Linked DNA regions of Homo sapiens: regions 2, 3 and 4 are each linked to region 1. The links are chromatin loops, found by intact Hi-C in ENCODE. Cell type or tissue: heart left ventricle. All regions are shown on one strand. Links, peaks and the distances in the headings refer to the core of each region. The heading gives the core; the rest is flanking DNA. Region 1 has its middle 240 kb from the start of LINC02398. Region 2 overlaps LOC105369682 (a long non-coding RNA gene). Region 3 has its middle 130 kb from the start of LINC02398. Region 4 has its middle 120 kb from the start of LINC02398.

Region 1 (7,684 bases), core at 1,745-6,744:
TATTTTAGGCGCACGGGTACATGTGCAGGATTGTTATGTCACGGAGGTTTGTTGCACTGATTATTTCATCACCCAGGTACTAAGCCTAGTACCCAATAGTTGTTTATTCTGCTCCTCTTTCTCCTCCCACATTCCACCCTCAAGTAGGCCCCAGTGTGTTGTTCCCTTCCTTTCTTCCGTGAGTTCTCATCATTTACCTCCCACTTCTAAGTGAAAACATGTGGTATTTGGTTTTCTGTTGCTGTGTTAATTTACTAAGGATAATGGACTCCAACTCCCACAAAAGACATGATCTCATTCTTTTCTACAGCTGCATAGTATTCGCTGATGTATATGTACCACATTTTCTTTATCCAGCGTGTTATTGATGAGCTTTTAGGTTGACTCTGTGTCTTTGCTATTGTGAACAGTGCTGCAATGAACATTTACATGTGTCTTTATGGTACGATGATGTACATTCCTCTGAGTATACACCCAGTAATGGGATTGCTGGGTCAAATGGTAATTCAGTTTTTACCTCTTTGAGGAATGGCCACACTGCTTTCCACAATGGATGAACCAATTTTTACTCCCACCAACGGTGTATAAATGTTCCCTTTTCTCCACAACCTCACCAGCATGTTATTTTTGACTTTTTTTTTTTTTTTTGAGCAGAGCCTTTCTCTGTTGCCAAGGCTGGAGTGCAGTGGCGCAATCTCAGCTCACTGCGACCTCCACCCTGCAGGCTCAAGTGATTCTCATGCCTGAGCCTCCTGAGTGGCTGGGATTACAGGCATGTGCCACCATGCCAGGCTAATTTTTATATTTTTAGTAGAGACAGGGTTTCACCATGTTGACCAGGCTGGTCTCAAACTCCTGGCCTCAAGTGGTCCATCCCTCTTGCCCTCTCAAAGCACTGGGATTGCAGGTGTGAGCCACTGCACCTGGCCTTATTTTTTTGACTTTTAATAACAGGCATTCTGACTGGTGTGAGATGGTATCTCATTATGGTTTTGATTGGCATTTCTCTAATGATTAGTGATGCTGAGCTTTTTTCATATGCTTGTTGGGCACATGTGAAAAAAAAACTTGTATGTCTTCTTTTGCAAAGTGTCTGTTCATGTCCTTTGTCCACTTTTTAATAGGGTTGTTTCTGTCTTGTAAATTTGTTTAAGGTCCTCATAGATAGATGCTGGATATTAGACCTTCGTCAGATGCATAGTTTGCAAATATTTTCTCCCCATCTGTAGGTTGTCCATTTACTCTGTTGATAGTTTCTTTGGCTGTGCAGAAGTTCTTAAGTTAGTTAGATCCCATGTGTCGATTTTTGCTTTTGTTGCAATTGCTTTTGGCATCTTTGTCATGAAATGTTTGCCTGTTCAGATGTACAGAATGATATTGCCTGGGTTATCTTCCAGGGTTTTTATAATTTTAAGTTTTGTACTTAAATATTTAATCCATCTTGATTTTTGTATGTGGTTTAATTAAGATAGGAGTCCAATGTCAATCTTTTGCATATGACTACACAACTAGCTAGTAACATTTATTGAATGGGAAGCCCTTTCCTCATTGCTTGTTTTTGTTGGTTTTGTCAAATTTCAGATGGTTGTATGTGGCATTATTTTTGTGCTTTCTATTCTGTTCCATTGGTCTATGTGTCTGTTTTGTACCAGTAGCATGCTGTTTTAGTAGCTGTAGTCCTGAAATAAAGTTTTAAGTTGGGTAATGTGATGCCTCCAACTTCATTCTTTTTGCTTAGGATTGCCTTGGCTATTTAGGCCTTTTTGGATTCCGTATGAATTTTAAAATAGTTTTTCCTAGTCCTATACAATGCTATTCCTATCAAACTACCAATGTCATTGTATCTGGAAATTGTTTTGTGCAGTATGACCATTTTAACCATATTGGTTCTTCCTATCCATGAGCATGGAATGTTTTCCATTTGTTGGTGTTATCTCTGATTTCTTTGAGCAGAGTTTTATAGTTCTCATTATAGAGATCTTTCACCTCCCTGGTTAGCTGTATTCCTAGGTATTTTATTCTTTTTGTGGCAATTGTGAATGGGATTGCATTCTTGACCTGGCTCTCCACTTGGATGTTGTGTGTTTATAGAAATGCTACCCATTTTTCTACACTGATTTTGTATCCAGAAACTTAACTGAAGTTGTTTATTAGTTCTAAGATTTTTTTGATAGAAACTATGGAGTTTTCTAGGTGTAGAATCATACTGTCCGCAAAGAGAGATAATTTGATTTCCTCTCTTTATATTTGGATGCCTTTTATTTCTTTCTATTGTCTGATTGCTCTGACCAGGAGTTCCAATACCATGCTGAATAGGAGTGGTGAGACAGGACATTGTTATCTTGTGCCTGTTTTCAAGCAGAATACTTCCAGATTTTGCCTATTCAATATTATGTTGGCTGTGGTTTTCTCATAGATGGCTCTTATTTTGAAGTATGTTCCTTCATTGTCTAGTTTATTGAGGGCTTTTGACATGGAGAGATGTTCAATTTTATCAAAAGCCTTTTCTGCCTCTATTTAGATTATCATGTGGTTTTTGTCTTTTGTTCTGTTTATGTGATGAATCACATTTATTGATTTGCCTATGTTGAACCAACTTTGCTTCCCAGGGATGAAGCCTACTTTATCATGGAGAATTAGCTCCCTGTATATACACCATTGATGTGCCGCTGGATTTGTTTTGCAAGTATTTTGTTGAGGATTTTTACATCAACGTTCATCAAGGATATTCGGCCAAACTGTTTTTTATATGTGTCCTGCTTCTTCTCACTGGGTGGGACCCCACAGCCTGGGACTCCAGCCAACCCCAACCAGGGCTCTCAGGCTGGTAGCAACTCGGCACTTCCCTAGGATGCAGTGTGAAGAAGGAGAGTCCGGCCACCAGTTTTTGCTGCCTTGCAGTCTCTGCTGCTATAGCCTTCAGGCTCTGGAGAGCAAGTGGTGATTAGGGAGTGGCATGGATCCCCCACACAGCGCAACTGACCCAAGGTAAAGTGGCCAGATTGTTTTTTACATGGGTCCCTGATCCCACTTCTCCTCACTGAGTGGGACCCATCTATCTGGGACTCCAGCCACTCTGTACTCACCACAACCAGGGCTCTCAGGCTAGTACAGATCTACACTTCCCTGAGACGGAAGCTTGCAGAGGGAGAGGCTGGCCACAGTTTTTGCGTCTTCCAGATCCTGCTGCTATTGCCTTCTGGTCTGGAGAGTACACGGTGATTAGGAAGTGGCATAGTTCCCCAGAACAGTGCAGCCCTCCCACAGAAAAGTGACTGGATTGTTCTCCACGTGGGCTTCTCTCTCAGCTTCTCATCACTGGGTAGGGCCACCCAACCTGGGACTCTAGCAAAACTACCCTGCCCCTTCCTGAACCCTTTAGTCAGAGGTGGGAGGAAATCCCAGAGACAACCCACAACCCCTCTGCCTCTGCAGCTACAGTAATAACACCCTAACCTCCCACAGGTTGGGGAAGGAACAGAAGGCACAATAGCTACGCTGGCAAATGCAACATACTGCAGCCACCAGACAAAAAGGAATCCAGTCTCTCTTCCTTGTGACACCCTCCCTCCCCACTGCCCCCAAAACTCTTCACCAGGCAGGGCCCCCGGCTTGGGACTGCAGAACAGCTGACCCACCCATGGTTAGGCATACCCACTGGTAGGGGCTGTTCTTCCCGGGTGAGGGGCTCCCAGAAGCAACCAAAAGCCCCCCTGCCACTGCCACAGCAATGATTCTGCCTCTGCTGCCCTCAGTCTGGAGAAAAAACAAAGAATCTAAGGGCTTCACCCGAGCTTCCAGCACACCAAGTGGAGAGGAGCCCAGTCTCTCATCCCTGTGAGCTGTGGACAAACCTCCTGCTCTTTAACAAGCAGAGCCCGGCTCAGGCTAGCAGAGCAGCTGCCCCACCCCATGGCCGAACATTCCTGGGAGCAGCAGCTTCGAATTTCTCTGAGGTGGAGCTCCCAGAAGCAACCAAAAACCCCCTTGCCACTGCCACTGTAGTGGTGCTGCCCTTGCTACCTTCAGACCAGGAAAGAAGCAAAGACGCTGAGTGCTTTAATCACACTTGCAGCGAATGGCAGTTGCGTTAAGGAGAAGAGGCCAGTTTGTCTCCCCCAGGTCCCACCCAAGGCCCCTGCTCATCACCAGGTGGGGCCCCATTAGTGTGGACCCACCGTTCAGCTGCCCCACCCCAGGCTAATTAAACTGATTGATAGCAGCTCTGCATGTTTCTGGGCTGGAGCCCAAAGAGACAAATCAAAGACCCTCTGCCACAACCACCGCTGAAGTCCCTTCCCCTGCTGCCTCAAAGCTGGGAAAGGAACATAAAGCCAGAAATCACCCTAGAGCTGTGGTGTGCAGCCCAGGAGTGCCAAGTTGAGACATGCAGCCAGCACTCAAGTGGGAGATAAACCCACACTTTCAGAGCACTGAGAGGGAGTACAACTGCAATTGTGAAGAAATACAGGGGAGCTGTGTTAACTGAGCAAGACCCTACCTACCGGCCATTACACTTAAGTGCCACCTACTGGATCACAGCACAAAACATCAATACCAAAAAATACTTTGCTAATATACTCACCGTGTGAAATCAAAAACAAGAATTTAGCTACAAATAAACACCTGAACAAAGCTTTGGCCCTCTGAAAACATCCAGAAAGGAAGTCAACTGACTGTACTCAACACCACAGTTAAAGGAACATCAGCTTGCTCACACAGATGAGAAATAACCAGCACAAGAACTCTGGCAATTAAAAAAGCCAGAGTGCCTTCTTTCCTCCAAATGCCCACACTGTCCTAACGAGGCTGAAATGGTTGAAATGATACAAATAGAATTCAGAATACAGACAGGAACAAAGATCATCGAGATTCAGGAGGACATTGAAATGCAATCCAAGGAACCTAAGAATCACATAATACAGGAGCCGTTAGATGAAATAGCCATTATAAAAAAGAACCAAAGTAATCTGATAGAGCTGAGAAACACACTACAAGAATTGCATAATGGGGGACTGGTCTAAAAAGAAAAAAAAAAGAATTGCATAATGCAATTGTGCATATTAACAGCAGAATAGACCAAGCTGAGGAAAGAATCTCGGAGGTCAAAGACTGGCTATCTAAAATGACCCAGGCAAATAAAAATAAAGAAAGAAGAATTAAAATGAACAACAACAACAAAAAACCCTCCAAGAAATGTGTGATTCTGTAAAGAAACCAAACCTATGACTCATTGGCATCCCTGAAAGAGACAGGAAGAAAGCAAGCAACTTGGAAACATATTTCAGGATATCGTCCATGAAAACTTCCCCAACCTCACTAGAGAGAACTACATTCAAATTCAAGAAATACAGAGAACCTCTGCAAGACACTACACAAGAAGACTATCTCCCAAACACATAATCATCAGATTCTCCAAGGTTGATATGAAAGAAAAAAAATGTTAAGGGCAGCTAGAGAGAAAGGGCAGGTCACCTACAAAGGGAACCCCATCAAGCTAACAGCACACTTTTCAGCAGAAACCCTACAAGCCAGAAGAGACTGGGGGCCTATATTCAGCATTCTTAAAAAAAGAATTTCCAACAAAAATTTCACATCCAGCCAAACTAAGTGAAGGAGAAATAAGGTCCTTTTCAGACAAGCAAATGCTGAGAGTATTTATTACTACCAGACCTGTCTTAAAAGAGGTTCAGAAAGGAGCACTAAATATGCAAAGACCATTACCAGCCACTACATAGACACACTGAAGTACATAGACCAGTGACACTATAAAGCAACCACACAAACATGCCAGCATAATAACCAGCTATCAACATGATAACGGAATCAAATCCATAAATATGATACTAACCTTGAATGTAAATGGGTTAAATGCCTCCAATTAAAAGGCACAGAGTGTCAAGCTAGATCAAGAAGCAACACCCGATGGTATGCTATCTTCAAAAGACCCATCTCACATGCAATGACATGAATAGGCTCAAAGTAAAGGCATGGAGAAAAATCTACTAAGCAAATGGAAAACAGAAAAAAGCAGAGGTTGCAATCCTAATGTCAGACAAAAAGGACTGTAAGCCAACAAAGATCAAAAAAAGATAAAGAAAGGCATTATATAATGGTAAAGGGTTCAATTCAACAAGAAGACATAACTATTCTCAATATATATGCACCCAACACAGGAGCACCCAGATTAATAAAGCAAGTTCTTAGATAACTACAAAGAGACTTATATTCCCACACAATAATATTGGGAGACTTTAACCCCCGACTGACAATATCAGACAGAACACTGAGGCAGAATATTAACAAAGATAGTCAGGACCTGAATTTAACATTTGAACAAATGAGCCTAATAACATCTACAGAACTCCCCACCCAACAACGGAATATATATTCATCTCGTCTACACGTGGCACATATTCTAAAACTGACCACACAATCGAACATAAAACAATACTCAGCAAATTCAAAAAAACCAACAGTATACCAACCACAATCTCAGACCACAGGGCAATAAAAATAGAAATCAATGCTAAGGAAATCACTCAAAGCCATAAAATTACATGGACATTAAACAACCTGCTTCTGAATGACTTTTCAGTAAATAATGAAATTAAGTCAAAAATCAAGAAATTCATTGAAACTAATGGGAATAAAAATACAACATACCAGAATCTCTGGAACACACCTAAGGTAATGTTAGGAGTAAAGTTTACAGCACTGAATGCCCACATCAAAAACTTAGATCTCAAATTAACAACCGAATATCACAACTGGAAAAACTAAAGCTAGAGCAACCCAACCCTAACACTAGCAGAAGACAAGAAATAACCAAAATCAGAGCTGAACTGAAAAAAACTGAGACACACACACACACAAAATACAAAGATTAATGAATCCAGAAATCGGTTCTTTGAAAAAAATGAATATGATTAATAGAGCCAGCTAGACAACTAAAAGAAAAGGAGAAAAGATGCAATTAGGCACAATCGGAAATGACAAAGGGGACGTTACCACTGACCCAAGAGAACCATAAAAACAAACCCTCAGAGACTACTATGAACATGACTATGCAGACAAACTAGAAAATCTGAAACAAACTGATAATTCCTAGACATATAACAACCTCCCAAGACTGAACCAGGAACAAATTGAATCCCTGAACAAACCAATAACGAGTTCCAAAATTCAATCAGTAACAAAAAGCCTACCAATAAAAATAGCTCAGGACCAGATGGATTCTGAGCCAAATTTTACCAGACGTATAAAGAATAGGGAGCGGGGCCAGGCGCGGTGGCTCACGCCTGTAATCCAAGCACTTTGGGAGGCCAGGCGGGCAGATCACGAGGTCAGCAGATCGAGACCATACCGGCTAACAGCGTGAAACCCCGTCTCTACTGAAAACAAAAAAATTAGCTGGGCGTGGTGGCAGGCGCCTGTAGTCCCAGCTACTCTGGAGGCTGAGGCAGGAGAATAGCTTGAACCCGGGAAGCGGAGGTTGCAGTGAGCCGAGATCGCGCCACTGCACTCCAGCCTGGGTGACAGAGCGAGACTCCCTTGCAAAAAAAAAAAAAAAAAAAAAAAATTGGGAGAGGGATCATCATGGTGGATAGGAGGCAGGACTAGATTGCAGCTCTGACTCGTACGGGCAGAGCAGGGTGCGGAGGCTCGCATCATTAATTTTAGC
Region 2 (7,684 bases), core at 1,030-6,029, 56 kb before region 1:
CTTCTTAATTCCTCTTGAAGCAATTTCTACTACAACGGCCATGTCTCAGATCTGCTTCTCTATCCACCTGGAATGGTGCAATAATCCCTGTATTTATCAGAATTGTTTTAGTAGGAAGGAACAGAAACCTAACTCAATATAGCCTAAGGAAACAATCGGGAAGGGAGAAAATTTTCTGAAAGAAGGAAAGTTGGGTAGTCCATAAAACGAAAAGAATAACTGTGGGATCCAGTGCAATTAAGCACACAGTGCCTAGTAACCAGGACTCTCTCCACCTGCCGTCTCTGTTTCAATAAGGACTACGGTGTTTTTCTGTCCTACTGCAATCAGTTTACCTGGGCATCAGGAAAGAAGGCTGTCCTAGGCTGCAGAGTCCTCTCCCACATCCTCCAAAATTAACGTCTACCCAGAACCTGTAAATGTAACCTTAATTTGAAATAGTGTCTTTGCAGAGATAATCAAGTTAAGATGAGATCATACTAACTTAGGATGGGCCCTAATTCAGTGACTGGTATTCTTCTAAGAAGAGGGAAATTTTGGACAAAGAGACATCCGGGAAGAAGATGGCCATGTGACAATGAAGGCAGATATTGGAGTGATGCATCTAGAAGTCAAGAAATGCTAAAGATCGAAGGGAACCCACCAAGCTGGAAGATACAAAGAAGAATCCTCTTCTGCAACCTTCAGAGCACCACCCTGCTGACACCTTCATTTTGAACTTCTAGCCTCCAGAACTACGAGAGAATAAATTTCTATTTTAGAAGCCACCCAGTTTGTGGTATTTATTTCCTAATGCCATAAGAAACCAATATAACAGCCAGAGGAAGACCCAGGTATTCGTCATTTCAGTTTAGAAATCCTAAAAGAAAGAGAATGCCTCTGTCTTCCATATAAGCATATTTTAAAATCCTAACCTCAGAATTTGATGGACCTAACTGCAGTCACACACTGTTGCTTGGACAGATCAGAGTGCCTAGGGATGGGACACCATCACTGCCCATGCCTAGGAAATGTATGCCTCTCTCTGACTGCAGAGTCAGGAGTAGGGAACTGTGACTGGAAGTTTTCCCAAAAAATCAACTGGAGTAGGAGAGGAGCAGTTACTAAGCCAAAAAGGGAAGGGTTCTGATACCAAAACGAGGCAGGATGCCAAGCAAACAAACTGACATCAACTATGGCCTCATAGGTTCTCTCTCCGCATCTTACCTTGTCCCCCGACTAGTCCACTGCCAAGGCTCTGCTGGACTAGTCTTCCCCAAAGGCATCTCTCACCATATGGCCTCCTCAAAATCTGTTAACAGTTCCCTTCAATTTTTAGAGCAATAGATATCATTATCTTGCTCCTGACTCCTGTGCCACCCCCAACACTCCCCACACTTCCAGCCAGAACAAACCTCTCACAGTTGCCGCCACACTCCAGGAAATTTCAAACTTCCATCTCCTTGCTCCTTCCTGGAAGTTTCTTTCTACTTTCCCCACTTTGTTCATTCCTGTTCATCCTTTTCATTATTATTATTATACTTTAAGTTCTAGGTACATGTGCACAATGTGCAGGTGTGTTACATACGTATACATGTGCCATGTTGGTTTGCTGCACCCATTAACTCCTCATTTACATTAAGTATTTCTCCTAATGCTATCCCTCCCCCTGCCCCCCCACCCCACGACAGGCCCCAGGGTGTGATGTTCCCTGAGAACTAGAAATACCATTTAATCCCGTTACTGGGTATATACCCAAAGGATTATAAATCATGCTGCTATAAAGACACATGCACACGTATGTTTATTGCGGCACTATTTACACTAGAAAAGACTTGGAACCAACCCAAATGTCCATCAATGATAGACTGGATTAAGAAAATGTGGCACATACACACCATGGAATACTATGCAGCCATAAAAAAGGTTGAGTTCATGTCCTTTGCAGGGACATGGATGCAGCTGGAAACCATCATTCTGAGCAAACTATCATAAGGACAGAAAACCAAACGTCGCATATTCTTACTCATAGGTAGGAACTGAACAATGAGAACCCCTGTTCATCCTTTTAAGATTGCACTCAACTATCAGTAGTAACTGCTTCTCTACTCATCACCTTGAAAGAGGAAAGATTCCCTTGTCCCCCTCGCGGGGCTGCAAAGGGGCTGTGGCTCACTTCTTCAGTGCCCCGCTGCTCAAACCTCTAGGGGAGTATACAGACAGGCAGGTTGTGGGGCTCCGACCGCCACAGTGTCTAGGGGTGAATGTTTACAGCTCCTGAAGCCCCAGTGCCCATGTATTACAGGGTGCTTAGTTTAGCGGTTAGTAAGCCCGATTAGACCCTCTGCCTGGTCACAAGGACAGAGGGTTTTCTGTATCCTGGGTTCTTACCTTGGTGAACCGGAAGAATCGGATCACACGTGGGCTTGGAGGATAAGTGCAAAGTTTTACTGAATGGCAGTAGTTCTCCCAGGATGGGGAAGCCAGAAGTGAGATGGTCTTCCCCTGGAGTTGGGCTGCTCGGCAGCCCCAGGTTCTCCTCTGACTGCCCCAGCCTCCGCATCTTCCGCCAGTGGATGGCCTGTTGGCCCGCCTGTGCCTGCCATGCTCTTCTGCCAGCAGGCTCTCAAGGACCGGCCGCTTGTGTCTGCTTCAGCCGATGTGCTCCCATCGACGTCTGGCTGCCTGTGTGTCTGCGCACTAGGGTCTCGGGTTTTTATAGGACCAGGATGGGGACATGGTAGGCCAGGGTGGTCTTAGGAAATGCCTGTCCTCAACTAGGTCTGTAGGGGTAGAGACCTAGCCAGGGACCACGCCCTCCTCTACCCAGCTCGTCCCTTCCCCCCTTAGGTATCATTTAAAGGCAATACGCTCTTCCTTTCCCAGCACTTCCCTATCAACCTCACCTTCTAGATTCGTATCTCTCATCTGTAATACAAGAACAGGAATTATTAATTTCCAGGAGAAACCCCTTCAAACCTCAGTGTGCTTCTCCAATAATTGAAGGGTGGATTTCTGATTTCTTTTATGAGGCCCATGGAGCTGACAAGAACCACAGAAATACATCAAATGACTTTTGGCAAAATTATCTTTCTCTGTCAATAAGATACTGTCTAATTCTGAAATCCTAGACTTGCTATAAGTCAAAAATTTGGAAGCTAGGAAAACTTGTTATGCAATAGATAAAATAAATGCTGCTATAAATCAAATAAAAGTAAATCAATTATTAATTCAAAAACTAATAGAAAGAGAAAAGGAAGATACAATCTACAGATATGATTAGAGAATTATTGTGAAAAGCCTGAGCACCTCTTGGATACCTAATCTCATTCTAGGATCTGGAAATCCCATCTAGCTCATCCCATCAGCATTATCATAAAATTCAAATCTGATAGGAAAAAAATAGCACATTAAGCTAGGATCATTGATTTATACCTCAGCACTTATTGTAATGCTCAATACAGTAATATAGTAAATAATATAAGCTCTAGACTCAAACTAGTTTGGTTCAAATCTATGTTCTGCCATGACGATATGTGGCCCGGGGGAGCTTATTCAAACTCCTAAATATTTCTCTCCTGTAAAAGTGACATGAAAATACTACCTCTTCATAGAACCCAAGCACTTACAACAGTAGTTGACATATAGTAAGGGTTCGGTAAATCTTTGGATTACATTCTCTCCAGTCTTTTAGCAGGACCATAAAGAATAAAGGAAAGCCAAGGGAGAGGATACAAAGAGCATGGGGCAGACCTCATGCAAGACAGGGGCTGGTAAAATAGTTAGTGAGAAGGAGGGCATAGATGCTGAACCTGGGCTCTGGAGGCATCCTTGTTTTAGCAGGGGCTGTTATTAATCGGAAGCAAGCAGAATGACAGAGGTCTCAGTTATTTATTCAGTGCCAGTCATTTCTCTGTGATGGCCTTTCTCAAATTAGAAGCTCCTTTGGATGAGTCTGAAAGTAGAATTCTACCTTCAGATTTTTCACTGTTTCTCCACTCTTCTGGTAGGAAGGGGAGGAAGGGGAAACTTTCAGTGATGCAATTCATAGATGCTCTAGAATCCAGGAAGAAAAAAAAAAAGTTCTTGCTGGGATGTGGCAATTCACCTCACTGCCCTGCACAGAATGGTGTGAGGGACAACTAGTTGTGGCTTTAAAGAAATCACTTTTGAGTAGAATGTATATTTTTGTTGTATTTTTTGTGGTTTTTTTTTAGAATCCTCCACAGCAACATACAAGACCATGGAGTTAAAGAAACCCAGAGAAATTCATCAATTAATCGTCCTGTTTGTGAATTTGTATAAATAATAACAAAGATCTTCTTAAAATGTTTATTTCTTACTACCATAAAAGGTTGAACTGGTATTTATATAATAAAAGAGGAAATATGAGTACATTTTTGGGGAAAAAAAAAACCAGCCTTGTATCTGCAAATTATTTTTAAGGCATTGTGTGCTTGGGTACACACCAAGGTAGGAGGTGCTGTTGTATACTCTAAAGTTAAAGAGGACACAAGGTAGGGTTTGGTGCATCCTGTCTGGTGGGTGACTCAGCTCACGGGTAAAATTTTATTCTGCATAAGATTTACTACTGACACATGTTTTGTTTCTAGAAATGTGATTAGACTGGAGATTTATAAATTTTTTGGCTTTAAACTGTCAACATGGAAATTTAGAGAAAATGAAACTTAAAAAAAGATTTGTATGTAAATCACAAAGAAAGTTTTAAATGACAGTTATGAAAACAAAACCACAAAAACTGTTAAGAGATGTCATTTTAGACATGCTTAGTATATTAGTCAAGGTTCCCTAGAAAAATGGAACCGTGTGTGTGTGGGTGTGGGTGTGTGTGTGTGTGTATGTGTGTGTGGAGAGAATGACTGATTTTTAAGGAGTTGGCTCTCACCCTTGTAGGAGCCAGTAAGTTCAAAATCTACAGGGTAAACCAGTAGACTGAAGCCCCAGGGGAGAGTTGATATTGCAACTTGAATCTCAAAGCAGTCTGTTGGCAGAATTCCTCTTCCCTGGGAGAGGTCAGTCTTTTTCTCTTGAGGCCTTCAAGTGACTGAAAGAGGCCCACCTACATTATGGAGGGCCAACTGCTTTACTCAAAGTCTGCTGATTTAAATGTTAATCTCATGTAACAGATACCTTCACAACAACCTCCAGACCAGTGTTTGACCAAATATCTGGGTACTGTGGCCTAGCCAAGCTGACATAAAATTAATCGTCATTGTTATTAGTCTTCCTTTCCCAGTTCCCAAGGAAATGTCATCACTTAAACTAACTGGATACTACAGATACTAGTTAGGTTAGAGTTTCCTCTCTTTCTCTGAAAAATATATATATATAAAATAACTTTTCAACTATAAATTTTTGGGTTTTTTGCACTCTCCTTTGTAAAAATAAGGCCCACAGCCTCAAATCCTCTGAATCCAATATCACTAGGTTTCAGACTCCGTGTGCACCTTAGGACATACTATGGAGAACCATGCCCCAGAGTCATCTCCTGAACATTGGTGTGGATTTTTATTACTCAGTTACTTAAAATAAAGTCAAAGGATGCAAATGGAATTTGACACATTATTGCCCTTAACTCATACTGAACTTAATACACTGTGATGTGAAGCACAAACGAATGCAAAACAATATGCACTAAGACCACAGAATGGATTAGGTGAATTTAAAGTCACAGTCTATATAATATTAATGCCAAGGTGAGCAATGCACTATATTTGCTTTTACATTGCCTACAGTGTCTTGCATGCCACCAATACAAATTTTTTAATCGCCTAAAAATTCGACTGGAGAATTTGTTCTAAAATCTTTCATAGTCCCACAATATTTTATGTCAGCATCACCAAGTCCTACACTACTGGGTGCCAATTACTTCTCATGTTTGTCTGCATGCTGTGTCCATGCCCTTTTCACAAAGGATTTCAATCATTTTAGAAAGACAAGAAAAAAATGTAATGCATTATTCCCTGAATTACCAGAATGTGCATACTGTGCTAGGTCCTAGAACCCACTGATGGATAATACACATTTTAAAACCTCTACCAGGATTTGGAGAAATAGGAACATTTTTACACTGTTGGTGGCAGTGTAAATTAGTTCAACCATTGTGGAAGACAGTATGGCGATTCCTCAAGGATCTAGAACCAGAAATACCACTTGACCCAGCAATCCCATTACTAGGTATATGCCCAAAGGATTATGAGTTATTCTACTATAAAGACACATGCACACGTATGTTTATTGCAGCGCTATTTACAATAGCAAAGACTTGAAGCCAATCCAAATGCCCATCAGTGACAGACTGGATAAAGAAAATGTGGCACATATACACCATGGAATATTATGCAGCCATAAAAAAGAATGAGTTCATATCCTTTGCAGGGACATGGATGAAGCTGGAAACCACCATTCTCAGCAAACTAACACAGGAGCAGAAAACCAAACACCACATGTTCTCACTCATAAGTGGGAGTTGAACAATGAGAACCCATGGGCACAGGGAGGGCAACATCACACACCAGGGCCTGTCGGGGGATGGGGGGCAAGGGGAGGGATAGCATTAGGACAAATACCTAATGCATGTGGGACTTAAAACCTAGATGACGGATTGATAGGGGCAGCAAACCACCATGGCACATGTATACCAATGCAACAATCCTGCATGTTCTGCACATGTATCCCAGAAGTTAAAGTAAAATTTAAAAAAGAAAAGAAAAGAAAAACAAACAAACAAAAACCTCTACCAGCCTATAGGATACTGGGGAGAGAAAAGCCCTCCAGAGCTTACAGACTAATATAAAAAGAAAAATAAGTATTTAATTATAGTTTGGCGTGTGCTTTTCAGAAAATAGACAAGTAAGTACTTTTCCTTAAATCTACAGGTTATCATGAGAGTGAGCCAAGGAGGAACAACTAGAGGATGGAGTGGAGGATCAGACAAAGCTTACCCAAGAAGTAAGATAAAGGCTGAGAAGCTGAGGCTTGAGAAGACTTTAGGCAGGGTAATAGTAAAAGAAGGATCATTCCTGGGACAAAGAACATAATGGTGCAAAGGTCTTTACCTAAGAAGCATCAGTACAAGTACTAGGGACAGAGGGGGTAGAAGTGAGACAGAGAGTGGCTGGACAAAACAGGGTTCCATCAAGCCAGGCCTCACTGGGCCATCTTAACCTAAAAATGCAGCTGAGGCCTGGAAGAGCCATGTAAGCTGGAACATCTAAAAAAGCTTTTTCCCTCCATTCATTTAAGAGGCTTAAGTCATTTGGAAAAAACATGTATCCTAAAATATCAATAAATTATATGCAACTTCTCTCCCTTTATACTGGAAGTCCTAGATCTACAGATATAATCTAAGTATCTGTGCTTAAATCATTGAAAGCACATTTATAGAACACTATTTTTAGAAAACTAAATATTCTCTCTTAACTATAGTATAAGTTTGTGGCTATTACCTCTAGCAAATCTTGAGAAACGTAGGAAGAAGGTCATAGAAGTTTTCAAATGCAACAAAATGCATTTCAACAAAATACTGAAGTTTGAGTAAAATACAAGACAGAAAAATTTAATCATACTAATGGAGTCGATAATGAGTTTTCTGCTGTAATATCTGAAAGCACACTTTAGTCTAAAATAAAGAACGTTACTTTTTTCCACTTATTGAAGTTTATTAGGTATAAAGAAATGAATC
Region 3 (7,684 bases), core at 1,625-6,624, 100 kb before region 1:
GAAAGGTGGTTGCATGGACGTATACACGTATACAGATTAGCCAGTTACATTTTAGGCACTTCACTCTACGTAAGTTATATCTCAATAAGGAAGGGGAACATATCTACAAGTTGATCTTGTCTCAGTGACTCTAAAATTCACTTTTTGTTTGTTTTGCTTTGTTTGGAGTTAAGCCCTTCAGAGCACATAGGTCCTCCGTGGGTTTTATGCACCAATGACATTTATGCTAAAACTCTAAAACACTCTTGAATGTCCCTTTCAAGAGTGTTTTAGACATCCCTTCCAGTCTCAACAAAGTTCAGAAAACAGAAGCCAACGCTTGACTTACAAATGGACAGAATAGTCACCTTTGTTGTGACTTGTGTTATACCAAATGATTACTGTGCTCAAAAGTCCTTTCAACCAACCTGACAGAACCTAGAAATTTCCACCCTTAGTCAAACCTTTGGGTAAACAGCCTGAAGTATTTTGTTAAAATGCCAATTTTTTTCAGTTTTCCAAAGTCACCTAAAAGAGATTTAAAGGAAGAGAACATTGGGCAAGTGTTTATTGGTGTGTTATAAAACACACTTCATGAAGGGTATAGTCCAAAGGCCATACCAGAACGTTGTTTAAACATTCGCAGAGAAGAGTAACGTGGTAGGGTGGGAGGGAGGAGAGAGAAGCAAAATTCAATTTTTTCCTGCCAATACATGGAGAGATTATTCAAATACTAGCAATGCCACCAGCCCATCCCCTCATCACCAGGGATACCTGCTGGAATTCTGAGTGTGGAAGGCATAGAGAAGGGCAAGAGGAAGGGGGAAAAATAGTTTCTAAAAATTTTTCAGGCCTACTGAAGAAGAAACCACACTGGAATAATGAGCCAGGAAACCCAGCTTCAGTCCCAACTCTGTCACTACCTGGCTGTGCAGTTATCACTTAATTTCTCCCCTTTGCCATTTTTTCATCTATAAAAGGAAGAGGTGGAACAAAATGATATATAAGCCCAAGGATTCCAAGTGCTCCCGGTCTTGCTGAATTATAATATCTCCTACTGTGTCCTGTTGGGTTCTATAATTTTTCAGTAAGAAGAGAAATGTTTCCACTTGGAATAGGAGGTTCTCGTTGTTTATTTTCATGTCTACCGTAGCAACATTCAAACATGCTGGGATCACAGAAATGTCTGGCTCTCTCCCCAGTGTGCTCTTGCTGGCATGTTTTCCAAAGAAGCAGACTTAAAACAATGAAATACAAAATCAGGGGAACTTTCTACATCTCCCCCAAGATTTGGAATTGGCCTATGTTAGTATTTTTACCAGTGGTACCATTTTTCTTCAAGTTTTTTGTATTGGAATTCAAAGGCGAATATTTCCAGGTGATATTCATTGAATTTTACCAAAAGTGTGTGCTCTTTACACTTAAAATTATGAGCATTATACTATTTCAGAGGGTAAATCTGTGAACAGAGTTAAAACCGCACAGTTAGCAAAAACCCAAGGGTTTTCAGTACGAGTTCTTTTCTGTACATTTCAAAGCAAGTCCTCCAAAAAATGCTATTCTTAACGGGTTAGAATGCAGCTTGCAACATGAGAAAGACCTCAAGGAGTTTGACATATATTCTGTCAATGACGATAACATCCAATGACAGAGGATGCAAAGTGTTGCAGACCTGTGGATGTGAAAGTCCTGTCACGTTATCTAGGACCATACACTATCAAAATTACTCAGACACACAACAAATGCATGGAAAAATAAAAATTCGGCATTGCTCCTGTTCAGAAAACAAATTTCAGAGATAGGATCAGGACCTTAGGGACTGTGGCATCCATCAAATGATGGACAAAGCATGGTTCTATTTTATTTGCTAAGCACTGCCCAGGCGGGCTGGTGTCCATCCACTTCTGCCCTCAGAAACACCTGCCCTACCCCTGGACTGGAGTTGAAAGAGGTGGGCAAGAAGGGGCACAAGAAAGTTGGTTTAAAATAAAAATTTTGGCTAAAGATGTGGGATCCAGAGGTAACCGGAAAGAACCCTCAGTTGTCTTTATTCTGACACTGGCACCATAAATATACTCCATGAAATTCTACCAATGCTATCAGAAAAACAAAAGAGGCAATGGTATGTTTAAGTTGGTAGTAAGGTCTGTTTAATATTTTGTTTACCAATTTCATTTGTGTTTTCACAATGAAAATGCAAAACTAAATTTTACTACCCAGCATGTTTGCTAAAAATAAATGCATAGTTTAATAATAAGCTTATTTTCAACTGCATACTGTTCTCTTTTCTGTAAATCCAGTCCTAAGCAACCCTGATTTTAAATTGAAAGGGAAGTTCACTCTCCTTTTTGTGTAATTTCTAAAAATAGTTTGCTTAGCTAAATATGTAGGTCCTGCAGAATTGGCTAGATTTATGAAACATTCTTTAATAAACCAAACAATGACTATATAAAAAGCAGATGCAATACCTTTGTAATTCAATTTTATAGTTTAAAAATATTCTACATGGAAGTGCCAAATTCTGCCCTACAGAGACACAGGGCTCCCACTGACGTCAATGAGAGCCAGGCACCCACAAAGGAGGGCAAAACTATGCCCTGAGCACTTAAATTTAGTAATCCATTAGGCGCGGTGAGGAAGAAAAAGATCAGCTCAAATACCTCTCATCAGCATTTAAATTTGCCAGTGTTAAATGCTCTTGGAAGCATGTTTAAACCTACAGAGCTTATAGATGTAGGAAGAAACACAGGAGCAGAAGGATTTTTTCACATAATAATTTAATTGGAATTTTATGTACACTTCTATTCCCAAGGATAAGTATGCCTTTATTCCTTCTCAGACATTTTTTTTTAACCATTTCAGATGACTGAAGAGTCTGATTTCCTAAAATAAAAGGTAGAACTTGTGGTTGTATACACAAGGAAAAGTGTCTTTCCTTAAATGAGTAAAAAGAGGATTTATACATAACTAATGACTACTTCTGAGGTAAGCCAGCACTCCTGTATTCACTTGAATTAGAAAAGGGAAAGATAATGGGAAAAGAGAAATGTTACAAGTTGCAAAATCGAGTGATATTTCCAGGGAAGCCACTTACTTCCTGTAGAACTTTAGTGCCGCAACTTACAGTGAGCTATTATCTTAACTGTACATTGTTGAAATAAAGTGAGGATGCAGTACCACACTTTAAATGTAAAAGCACTTTAAAGAATTAAATGTATCCTAGAAAAATGAAGTAGTAGTAGCAGAAACATCATCTGGATATAGTCTTGAAATTCAAAGACTCTACTATTAATGACATTATCTTGCCAGATTCTGTCATTAATGGAATTTTCCACAAGAGAGTTAATTCCCTGACTGCTCTGTAAATTTTAAAAATCTTTGAGTCACACCAGCTGAGTTTAGTTTTAAAGCATGACAAGAGGTAGACAATCTTTTCCTCAACTATATCTTCCCTCTTTCTAGTCTCTTCCCTTTTTACTTCTTGCTGCCAGAATAATCTTACTAAAACAATGTGCTTCTCAGTGAAAATACTTTTACTGCCTCTCCAATTAACCACAGAGCAAGTCTGAATGCCGTAAGCTAAGAACCAAGGTTCTCTTTAATTTGGACCCCACTCTCCAGTAGCCAATCTGCACTATTCATAGTCCTCCTATAAAGGCCTCCATACTCACCCTTCCTGTGCCTTTGCCACTTTGCTCTGTCTGCCAACAACCACATCTCTAGAGGTCACCGTTTAGATTTATTTCAAAGTCAGATTCACAAATCACCTTCTCTACAATGTCTCCCACAATCTCTTGCTCCCAGCTAGAAGTACATTATTCCTCAACTGAACTCCGCCATAGCAGTTACCTTGTACTTCCCTTACTGCATGAATGACTTTCCTTTCAGTTTTAATTACTAATGTGTGATTTATTTTTCTTATTAGCCTATACACCCCTTATAGGCAAGTTGTATATTTAATTCATACTTTTTTAATCATAAAATACCTAGACTAATAATTTACTAGCATTACAAGAGTCAAAGATATTTGCCAGCAATGAAAAGGATTGGTATACAATGTTATAATTATTGTTGGGAAAACAATCATTATAACCCAAGTCAAAATAGAGTAAAATGCTGGCTCCATCTCAAGAGTGGTCAGAGAGCCAAGGAGGACTATAAAATGTTCTGGCGCAAGTGGCTTCTAGTCTGGCAACAGCTTGCAGTGAGAATTTCCTCCCTGGGATCATGACTTTAAATGTGAAAACATCATTTGTTATATTATTACTGGTGAAAGATAAAGAGAGAGGTAGCTGAGGAGACATCTGTGCTATCACCACCTAATCCTCACAACTCATCTGAATGCTGCTCTCACTGACTTGAGAAGCACGGTAGTTTTATAAAAGACAGACTCACAATAATGCATACGAGGAAAGTTCTTCTTCTTTTCCCTGACACAAGCAAGTCCATGACACAGTATTCTATCTCTTGTTTCTGTCCCCTAGGGGACTGAGAATCAGAGACCTTGGGCACAAAACCAGGTAAAAGACAAGAAATATGATGCCTTGGTCAGATGGCTGCTAATTAGTTTAAAGGAAACAGTTTTCAGAGGAAGTAATCAATTGAGATGCCATTGGAGATCCCTTAACCATTTCCAGCCCAGTGGAACCTGATCAGCTGATTCACCTGTCACACTTATGGAGCATGCAAATACTGAGACTACCTTTTCAGGGTTTCTGGTTTAGTGAAAGAGTCCTAGAGATTGAGCATTTGTACTTTTAAAAAGCACTCAGGACACTCTTTTGCATCAACTGGAGATAAAGATTCAAGTTGAGTTTAAAAGCTATTTTCCTTTTAAATTCCAGTACCCTCATGTAGTAAAACTAGATCATTGTGTCAACAACATAAAATGTCCAATCATGGCTACTATGTTCACCAAAGTAAGGCAATCAGAATAAACAGTGGATATATACAAGATAAAAATATTTTATTGAGTGTATTATTGATTAATCAGTTATACTCGCAGGCAGAATTTGCAAGGAGGGGGCATGTATATAAAAGCTAAGGAAAGTTTGCTAACCTAAAAACAAAACTACTTTTACTTTTTTTTTTTTTTTTTTTTTGAGACAGAGTCTCTCTCTGTCACCCAGGCTGGAGTGCAGTGGCACGATCTCAGCTCACTGCAACTTCCGGGTTCAAATGATTCTCCTGCCTCAGTCTGCCGAGTAGCTGCGACTACAGGCTCATGCCCCCATGCTCGGCTAATTTTTTGTAATTTTTAGTGGAGACAGGGGTTTCACCATATTAGCCAGGATGGTCTCGATCTCATGACCTCATGATCTGCCCGCCTTGGCCTCCCAAAGTCCTGGGATTACAGCATGAGCCACCGCACCCAGCCTCTTTTATATTTTGTAAGAGAATCACCTCTCTGGCCGTAATACAATAGAATTTCATTAATACAATCAATACTTTTGTTTTGAAACGACACTGTGTTAAGTAGGTAAAGTACGACATACATATTTATCAGATCACTTAGGATATTCCATGCAGCACACAGCTGCCTAATTCATTTCTCTCTGCTCCATTTTCCAAATTTGCATAAGTAAAAAGGCATATGTAAGGCTTATTTTTTCCCGCAAATTCTACTGTTTTCTCTCTCCTCCTCTTCTCCAATTATTTCTTTCTTTGCCTTTACTATTAGAAGCAACAACTGAGTCTCATCATTTAGATGTTGTTGCTAGAAGAAGCCACTGTGAATTATACATTTGAATCTAATCTAATCTATCTATAATGCCTGAGCCTTACAAAACTTGGCTGCAAATAGCATTCTCTCAAAAGGTATTTAGTCCTTCCTGCTGCATGTTTTCTGTCTGTTGTATTACTTAAAAATGAAGCAATGGAAGATAAGATGGTGCAAGTTATTCATAATGTAGAAACTTGCAAGAAGCTATGCTTCAGGTTTGTTCATTATCATGTTGCTATTTGGAACAATTTTCTCTTTTCTTCTTTCAATCAGATCAAAATTTTGTCACAGCTCTGGTTAGATTTTCCATATGTAAGACTTTTCCCTTTTCCCAATCATCATCAACATTGCTGTATTTCCTAACTCAACATGTCTTAAAGTTTACTTAAAAGGAAATTATTCTCCATTTAGCTATATTAGATAGGGACCAGAGTGATTCTACAGTAAAAGTAAGCAAAAAGCAATAGTTATAAAAACAGAGAGAAAAGTTAGCCTTGCTTAACAAATTTCTTCTCACTCAGTCTAAGTAAAGGTTATTGTAATATTATAGGATAGAGGGTGTATAAGCCAAAGAAAAGTAAGAACAAAAGGAAAAGCAAAGAAAGTATCACCCAGGAGACACCAAATCAAACAGGCAATTCTAAACCATTCCAATATCAAGTTGAGCCTCTCAGCAATTTCTAGCTCATGTGATAGCATTTTAAATATGCTGCCCATGGCTTAGTACAAAGTCAAACACTACTTGGAACTCATCAAGTCAACTCCAAAAGTTCTGATGCCACAAAAATCCTTCTTCAATTCTTTCTCTGATTACTATCTCTTCCTGCCTTGAGGTCAAAAATGACAAAGCAGAAAAGGGTCACATAGGTGGGGAAAATAAGGCACAGTGATCTCATATGTAGAAAATGAGGCAAGAAAGGAAAATCATCTCCTTAAATAAGCTTGTGCACCAACTAAAAATGACCAGTGTGGGAGGCCTATAGACCAGGTATATTTTACACACACACACAAATTTTATCTTCGTCTACTAGGTGAACTTGACCTATACCTGGTTTTAACTTGCTCACATAGGCTTGAACAATAAAAACACAAAAGTCAACTCCAAGAATGCTAATGATTTTGCATTTACCTTTGTCTCAATACTTCCTCCTAAAATGGTCTAGAAAACATATATGCACATACATGTAACTGTACATGCCTAAAGCAGGGTATCTTTTAGCTGGAAATATTTAACAAATATTTCGGTGAAAAAGAAAAAGAAAAAGGGAAAGTAGGAATAATGTCATCTTATCAAATGTAATGGGTTTTTTGGTGGGGAGGAGGTTGTTTTTTGTTTGTTTTCTTAGAGACAAGGTCTTGCTTTGTCACCTAGGCTGAAGTGCAGTGACACAATTATAGTTCACTGCAGCCTTCAACTCCTGGTCTCAAGTGATCCTCCCACCTCAGCCTCCCAAGTAGCTGGGACTACAGGCATGTGCCACCATGCCTTGATGATTTTTTAAAATTTTTTGTGGAGACGGGGGTCTCACTATTATTGTCCATGCTGGTCTTGAACTCCTGGGCCAAAGTGATCCTTCCACTTCAGCCTTTCAAAACAATGCAATATTAAAAATTGGTTATATTATTAATAATTATATAACACTTTTTCTATTATTAATAATCATATAATAAATATGTTTCCATTAGACATAGGCACTATGGTTACACATATGTGTTTCAGTCTATGTCTATGTGTGTCTCTGTGTACACACCGTTTGTCCCAGTATGGCTTATCAGCCCTTTTTTTATGAGTGCAATGTTGAACATTTCTGCCCAAATGGAGTCTTATTTAGTAGGCAAACGTTCTAAAATACAAATCTCCTTATGTGATTTCCCCACTCCTAATACCCAGAGGAAAGAATCCAAACATTCTTCTCTGACTATATCCCATCATTTCTTTTTCTATTTCATAGCAACCTATTAGAAATAGAGCTACAATTACTC
Region 4 (7,684 bases), core at 857-5,856, 110 kb before region 1:
GTGAGGCCCTGTCTCTGGGGAGGACGAGGAGGAGGAGGAGAAGAAGAAGAAGGAAGAAGAAGGAAGAAGGAGAAGGAAGGAGGAGGAAGGAGGAGGAAGAAGGAGGAAGAAGGAGGAAGGAGGAGAAAGGAAGAAGGAAGAAGGAAAGAAGAAGGAAGAAGGAGGAAGAAGGAAGAAGAAGAGGAGGAGGAGGAGGAACAGGAAGAAGAAAAAAGAGGAGGAGGAAGAGGAGGAGGGAAGAAGAAGGAAGAAGAAGAAAGAAGAGGAGGAAGGAGGAAATAAATGCCACGTTTTGATGTACTGCCATTAATAAGATATTTTTCAATAAAAGTGATTACAATGAAGAAAAGTTTTGAGAATTTGCCCTGTGTATAGTGCCAGTGAAGCAGCTTGAGAGAGCAGAGGGGTCTTATACAGGTACAGAGAGAGACCAAGGAGAGACCCCACTCCAATCAGGGTTGAGCCAAAACACCAAACAGGTGCCTTATACAAGTCAGCCTTAGTAACTTAAAAGTACACTACCCAACATTTCCATAGCAACCACACAAGTTGCTAATGGATCAGTGGTGCCTAATTTGGATCCCTGAATGTGCATCAGAAGGTTCACAAACAACTTAAATTGTAAGCAAAATACCATATGTGTGACACATATATATAACAATTTTCTAGGGAGATAATCTATAGCATATGTAAACGCATTTTTAAAATATATACTACCTAGCATAATGTTAAACATATTTGAGGTTTATGCCTCATTTAGTTCTGGATCCCATCAGAATAACCTGTACCTATGCAGACAGAAGAAAATATTTCATTAGGGTTATGTAACTAAACATTTCAAGGCTTTTCCTTTTATCTTTAAAAAAAAGTTTGAGTAGATTTTTTTTCATCTAACCATATCAAGTACTATAAACAATATACTGTAAAAATAACTAAGGAAACTATGTCTTCTTGAATTGTGATTTTGCCAACACAAAGAAATAGCTCATATTTTCATCTGTCATTGCTGGCTGGTTATGAGAATTAAAAGCAAGAATGTAATGAGAGGAACATGAACTTTTAACAATGATTGAATCACACTCTAGCCTTGCTCCAAGTCTGCTGTCACCAGCAAGATCTTGTTATGACAGTTTAAAATGTCTTTTCTGATAGCAGCGTTTGAGGGATTAATTTAAGATGAAATCTATACTTGCATGTACATGTAATGGGGGGGTAGTATGGGAGGTTAATAAATGTATATTTCTCATGGACTTTAAAAGAGAAGGACAAATTGTTTCTACTAAGCGAAAAAAACCAGATAAGAGAAAATATATGTGACATGAGTATTCAAAAATAACTCAATCCACTCTTGAAAATTAGTCTAGGTCTGCTAAAGCAATTCCTAAAAGAAATGAAGTCTGACTAAAATATCTTAGCCTACAGTCAAAGGAAAAATTCACTAGAAATAAAAAATATAACTTGGCACCATAATACTTCATATGTCTATGCCCCTAGGAATAAAAGAAGCTGGGAAAATGTGTGTAAAAATATTCTAAGCTCTGCTATTTTTCAGTAATACAGTATTACAAATATACTAAAGTCTAATCTATATTTGTTGAAATATAGTTCACCTTTGTATATCAGTACCAGCGTTAATATTTGATTCTCTTTACATATGAAGGAAAGAAATTACATAAAATCAAAATAACTGGACGATCACACTGTTTAACCCTTCTTTAGCATATTTATTACATCAGCAAATATTCTAAATCAAGGCTTACCGCCAATCCTGTGCTACACTCATGATTACTTTCTTTTACTCATTCTACACCATTTATTCTTTCTTAAACACCAGCATGTGACAGAAATCTTTGTTCTCTGCAGTGGGAAAAACCCGAGTTCTAGTCTCAGATCCACTGTTTACTAACTGACCTGAAACAAGTAGCTTGATGACTCAACCTTTCCTTCTTTAAAATAGAAGCGACAACAGCTCCCGTGTAAAGATGCTCTATCAACAGAAACATTATTTCCTTTAACCCATATATGTGACTCTTCTTTAATCTTCTTAGTCAAATGTTGATTCCAAATTTATTGTGAAAAATACTCAGATACTGATGGTTAGTATAAAAATGGGTATAGAACTTATGCCTCTGGACGATATCTTAGTTTTATATTTCATCTTTAAAAACATAAATATCAGGCCAGAAACCGTGGCTCGTGCCTGAAATCCCAGCACTTTGGGAGACGGAAGTGGGAGGATCGCTGGAGGCTAGGAGTCCAAAACCAGCCTGGGCAACATAGCGAGCCACTGTCCTCACAAAAAATAAATTAGCTGGGTGTAGTGGGTGAACACCTGAAGCTGCAATGAGCTGTGATTGCACCACTGCACTTTAGCCTCAGGAAGCCCCCCACCACCACACACACACACACACACACACACACACACACATCCTAAAACTTATACCTGGAGTCCTAAAACTTGGAGTGATTCTATTGATATACATGAATTGACAGCAATGTAACTCAAAATTAAATCATACCGATGTAACTTCAGATTTTATTCACTGGCATGTATTACCATACCCATGGAAGATCTGACTCATCATCTCTTATTTGCAAATTACTTCAGCTATGTGGGAACAATTTACAACCAATCATGCTACATATTAAAATTTCACAATACCCTGTCATCTGTCCCTGTCATCAAGAAGACCACTTCCTTCATACTAACTTCTGTTTTGTATTTTAAAACTGAGTACACAGTCTTCCAACACATTAAGAATAGAGCCTCTTAAAACAATTTGCTTTTAGATAATAATATAGTGAAAGAGGTTCAATGTGTAGAATATTATTTCCTCTTAATTGATGTCCTCAATGTTTTAATAGGTTTGACTAAACAGTTATTATCAAAGCTTCAACCCTGTCTTTGTCAAAATTCTTTCATTATTAATGTACTCCTTACAGTAATATCCTGTAGGGCCTTACAAACAAATTGTTGGAAAACTCCTAATTAAGAGCACGCTCCTAATCATAATGAAGGCCTGTGTCTAAAAGAGGCAAAAACAGGGTCTGAGAAGGGGGTTTTATCCATTCATATCTGAAGACTGGAAGTCATAAGTGTATTAACCTGGACTCTGGGATTGCAGACAAAAATCCAAGCTGACTAGTTTAAGCACAAGAGTAAACAGTAGGTGGAGTCTCATCCCTTCTGGTGTAACCCTACCACTGTGATCAAGATCATGTGCTATGGATTCTTCTTTTGGTTCCATTATCTTCTTTTGGCTGTGAAATCTTTGGCAAGTAAATCAAGCTTTCCTTCCTTGGCATCTCTAAAATGGGGACAGTATAAAAACCATCTCATGGAACTGTGTTAGGAGGATTACATGATTTAATACATGCAAAGCACTTAAAAATCGTCTAGCACATAATAAATGTTCAATAAATTGTATTAAAAGAACAAAGGTGAACCTGATTTTAAGAGAGAACCTGAAATGAAAGGACAAATGCCATCAGGACCCTCTTACTGTGTTTTCTACCTACATCTAAATCTTTCCCAGCTTCAGACAAACAGCTTAGCAACAATCTGTAGGAGTCCTTTTTCCTCAGATCAATTTAAAATATTTAAAAAAAATAGAACTCCTATTGGCCCATTTTAGATCCTGTGCCAATTCCCAGACTAGCTATTTTGGCTGTAGGTGGGGTTCTATGATTAGCATGGCCCAACATTCCAGTTTATACCTGTAGTTTCAGCATAATGACTAATAATGCACCCTCCCAGTCTCTAAAGTTTGCCTGTTTCCATAACATTACCTATTTAGCATTCTTGCCAAAATGTTTAATCTGGAGCTAATTATAAGAAAGAAATTAGAAAAACCCAGATTGTGGGACGTTCTGGATTAATATCATCATCATGGATTCTTGAAAAATGTCAGTTGCATAAATGATATTGAAAAGGAGATTTAAAAAGAATACAAAACATAATAACTGAATGAAATACATAATCCTGGGAAGTGGAGGAACACCTACAAAGAATGTTTGGGGAATAGCTGGGTGTGATGGCAATACTGGGCTTATGAAGAAGAATATTCTTTGTGTCTGTGAGATAATACACGCTGCAGTATTTAAGGAAAAAGTGTAATAATGTCTGCACCTTGCTTTCAGATGAATTGGAAAAAAGGACATATCGATAGAGAAAGAGCTATAGAACAAATGTCACAAAACGTTAACAGTTGTAGAATCTAGGTAATTCAGCATATTGTATTTATTGTATTATTCTTTTGATACTTCTGGTATACTTGAAATTTTTCAAAATAAAAAGTTGAGGAAAAAATGACCCCATTTGGATAATAAATTGTAACCCTGTCTATGACTAGACTAGCTCAAGTTTGTTGTCTACCCTTGAACAATTACCAATTATTGCCTGGCAGGGAAGCAAAGTCATAGAATAATATGACTAATCCCTTTCACAACATATGTTTAAAATACAGGGAATAAAAACACATTCCCAAAGAATTTGAAACTGGGGAAAAATCACTGCACATCAGGCAGTGACCAATTTATGTACTGTAACATGCAAATTATATATAATCCAAATGCTCTTGTCCTTCTTTTCCATTTATGAGAAAGAATAAGCTGAACTATTATCCTTTTAGCAAAGGAAATACCTCCTTCTCAATTGCTTCCCTGAAACTGCCAGTTACTTCCAAGTGCCTAACAGAAAAATTTCACTAGGGGAGGCTTAGGAATTCTTTCAATTACGGTCGTAAAATCTGAGTTCCACCCAACCTGAAAACTCTGGGCAGTTATCTCTTATTGCTGCTATTTCTATAGAGCCTCCTCTTCCAACCAAAGCATATCAGGACCTGCAAACTTTCCTGTCACAAAGCTTTTTTTTTTTTCCTGCCCCTCCCCCCACCCCTCCTCGAGACAGAGTCGCTGTGTTGCCCAGGCTGGAGGCCAGGCTGGTCTTGAACTCCTGACCTCAGGTGATCCGCCAGCCTCGGCCTCCCAAAGTGCTGGGATTACAGACGTGAGCCACCATGCCCAGCCTTTTTTTTTTTTTTCTTAACATTCAATAAATATTTAAACAATGCCTACTATTCTTCATTTTATAATTTTGCAAGGTATTTCAGAAGTAAGGCCGTCAACAGAAATCCAAGCTTGAATCTCCAATCTTGCATTTCTAAAGTGTCACTTTGGAAAAGTTACTTTACATATCTGAGCCTCAGCTGCACCATCTGTAAAATGAGAATAATCACTTTAATAATTTAAAATGATTTAATAATCATTTTAATAATCGCCTGCTTTTCAGGGTTGTTTTAAGTATTGGAAAGAAATACGGTAAAATATGTAATGGTTGTTTCTGTTTCTAAAATATGTAATGGGAATAATGATAATGACAACACACCTCCTGCCCTTAAGGAGCTCACTGTCTAGTATAGCCTGTCTCTTCTCACTCATGTTTGCTACTTACCCCAACTGTTAGAATTTGTGTCCAAAGCAAGTCAGTGTTCCTCTGTGTAGGCAAGTACAACATAAATATACAGGTTTTTGATGTCTGAGGCAATCTAATTGCACAGCATCCTTTTCTTATTTGCTTTTTGCTTTGTTTTTTAAACACACCCCAATCAAAATGTATTACAGTGCATCAAGTTCTTAAACAGGCATTTCAGATCTTTCTATGTAAAATATACTTTCTCTTTGCACAAAGATAAATATTATTCTATTAAATTAATTTAGATTTTTTTTTCCAGCACTGGATATATCTACATGTTTTTGAGAATAAGTAAGACCTTGCTACACTTGCTACAGAGTAATACATCACCAGTAAAACAGAAAACACCAGCTGGTGTATTATCTGGTGAAAATCCATTTTTTCCCAGATTATAGTCTTTGTTAGCAGTAAATGTGAAATAGATAGAAAGAATGTAGTTAAGTTATCTGATAGGAGGTTTGGATTCACAAAATCTGAAGAAAATTATTTTGGTTAGGAAATTTTTAAAAACCTCAATATCAGTGCATGAAACAATATGCAGTGACTAAAAGTCTCTAATTTTTGTTCTGCATTGAATATGGGGATTTCAAATACAGATTGGGAACTAGTCAAGGTTGAAGAACACAATTTATTCATCTGTATACCACAAATATTCTAATACAGAGGTAAAGTTGGATAAACTAGATGACCACTAAATAAAAGGAAAAGTGCTGTAGGATGTCAGAGGATAGAACCAAGAATAGCTCCAGGAAAGAGAGGCTCTTCATATGTCCTTTGGAAGATGGGTAGAATTTTTAGAGTGGAAAAGGGGAAGAAAAGGGCATTCCACATGGAGATAATGGTGCAAACAATGAAAAATGCAGAACTTTTTCCAGGAACAGAAAGTAGGAGAGTCTGGCAAGTATTTATGGTAGGTGAAGAATAATAATAAAAAATTAAAAGCTGAAAACATAGATGGGACTGTCACTGCCATGCTAAAGATTTTGGATTCTATTCCAAGGCCTTCAAATATTTTGCTCAAATATACCTCAAAGAATTTTGAAAAAGCTGTATACTTCCTTGTACAATTTTGTCTTTACAATGATGTTATATTTTATATCATAAATAGTTTAAATACTTGCAAGAATATAATTTCCAGGAACATTATAAATGCTGACTTAAAAAAATGCTTGCTACAGCATTCTTTTAATGTATCCATTGGAATTCAAAATCATTTATTTGAAAAATATATGCTCATGTTCTGTTAGAAATTCTACAGTTTGTTTTTCTTTCTTGAACTCCTGTTTTCATTCCCTTTCTTCCATAGAATTTTATCCTAAAATTCCCCAGTCTTTTTTCAATCACACTTTTTTACTTCTCTGAAACAAAAATATGTTTGAGATGTAAAGGAAATTTATTTCCTGTTACCAAAAATGTTCTACAGTAAATTATCATTACAATGATTATCAGAACACAATTGGTTAAAACATAAATATTTGACAAATTTTGATAAATCATTATTAAATATAAAAGTAAAAATATTATTAGAAATGTATTCCTCAATAAGATAGATGTGCCTTTTTATTCATTTTGTTTGCACATGTCTTTATTGGCACTTGATTTATAATCTGACTAGTTATATAGTCTCATTTAAACATCATTTTCCCTCATTATTTTAAAGGCACTGCACCATTGTCTGCCTTTTTTTTTAGATTAAGCCTTTTTAAAAAACTTATTTCACGTATAAGTGGATGAATATTATTTATCACAAAAAGTAGATTCAGCATCAATTCTATGCCTTAGTTTTTGCTTTTATAGATGTTTATAAGCATCATATAAATAAGTATATGAGAGTGAAATGAGTTCTATTATAGAAATATCATGTAATTCTCTGGACCTTTGGGTTATATGGCAGAAATCACAATGATCTATCATAAAAAATTATTTGGAACTATCATCTAACAATTCAATTAGATTCACCTTAATTTTATTCACAGCAAGGGATGAGATACTATCTTATCAACAAGAGGATGTTATTAGAGTCCAAGCTGCCACTTTTTTAACACCAGAAATTCTGCAACCTGGGCTAATGCACAGGATTCAGGATGAGTAGGCTAGGCATTTCTTTTGTCAGGTCGGAGACGGGCAATTGTATAAGAAATCACTGGAAAGGAAAACTCACAAATTGCATCCCATCTTCACAGCAGGCAGGTCAATTTGAAAAAAATTGAC

The links. Hi-C counts contacts between places; a loop is a spot of excess contacts. Peaks named below come from ENCODE experiments on the same cell type or tissue, not always from the same donor. Only the 100,000 strongest peaks of a DNase experiment are listed, where the experiment ranks them.
Region 2: it touches region 1 in a loop (2.1-fold over the local background); 6 of 110 quality-filtered maps call a loop at or near these places.
Region 3: a loop joins it to region 1, with 4 times the contacts of the local background. A loop is called at or near these places in 15 of 110 quality-filtered maps.
Region 4: a loop joins it to region 1, with 3 times the contacts of the local background. A loop is called at or near these places in 16 of 110 quality-filtered maps.

The regions. Positions count from the first base shown.
Region 1 is chr12:19,775,815-19,783,498 of GRCh38, reverse strand. No RefSeq gene overlaps it. Among named protein-coding and RNA genes, the nearest start is that of LINC02398, 240 kb to the left of the region's middle. In heart left ventricle, for the core only: a CTCF peak has its summit at 3,913; a DNase peak (open chromatin) is centred at 3,918; H3K27ac peaks cover 932 bases.
Region 2 is chr12:19,831,152-19,838,835 of GRCh38, reverse strand. LOC105369682 (a long non-coding RNA gene) reads left to right here. Exons shown (of 4, transcript XR_931409.3): 4 at 6,879-7,306. Among named protein-coding and RNA genes, the nearest start is that of LINC02398, 180 kb to the left of the region's middle. In heart left ventricle, for the core only: no CTCF peak of the experiment used is centred there; no DNase peak of the experiment used is centred there; H3K27ac peaks cover 277 bases.
Region 3 is chr12:19,879,072-19,886,755 of GRCh38, reverse strand. No RefSeq gene overlaps it. Among named protein-coding and RNA genes, the nearest start is that of LINC02398, 130 kb to the left of the region's middle. In heart left ventricle, for the core only: no CTCF peak of the experiment used is centred there; no DNase peak of the experiment used is centred there; H3K27ac peaks cover 2,834 bases.
Region 4 is chr12:19,889,184-19,896,867 of GRCh38, reverse strand. No RefSeq gene overlaps it. Among named protein-coding and RNA genes, the nearest start is that of LINC02398, 120 kb to the left of the region's middle. RefSeq lists an enhancer at 1,936-2,045. In heart left ventricle, for the core only: a CTCF peak has its summit at 3,174; no DNase peak of the experiment used is centred there; H3K27ac peaks cover 796 bases.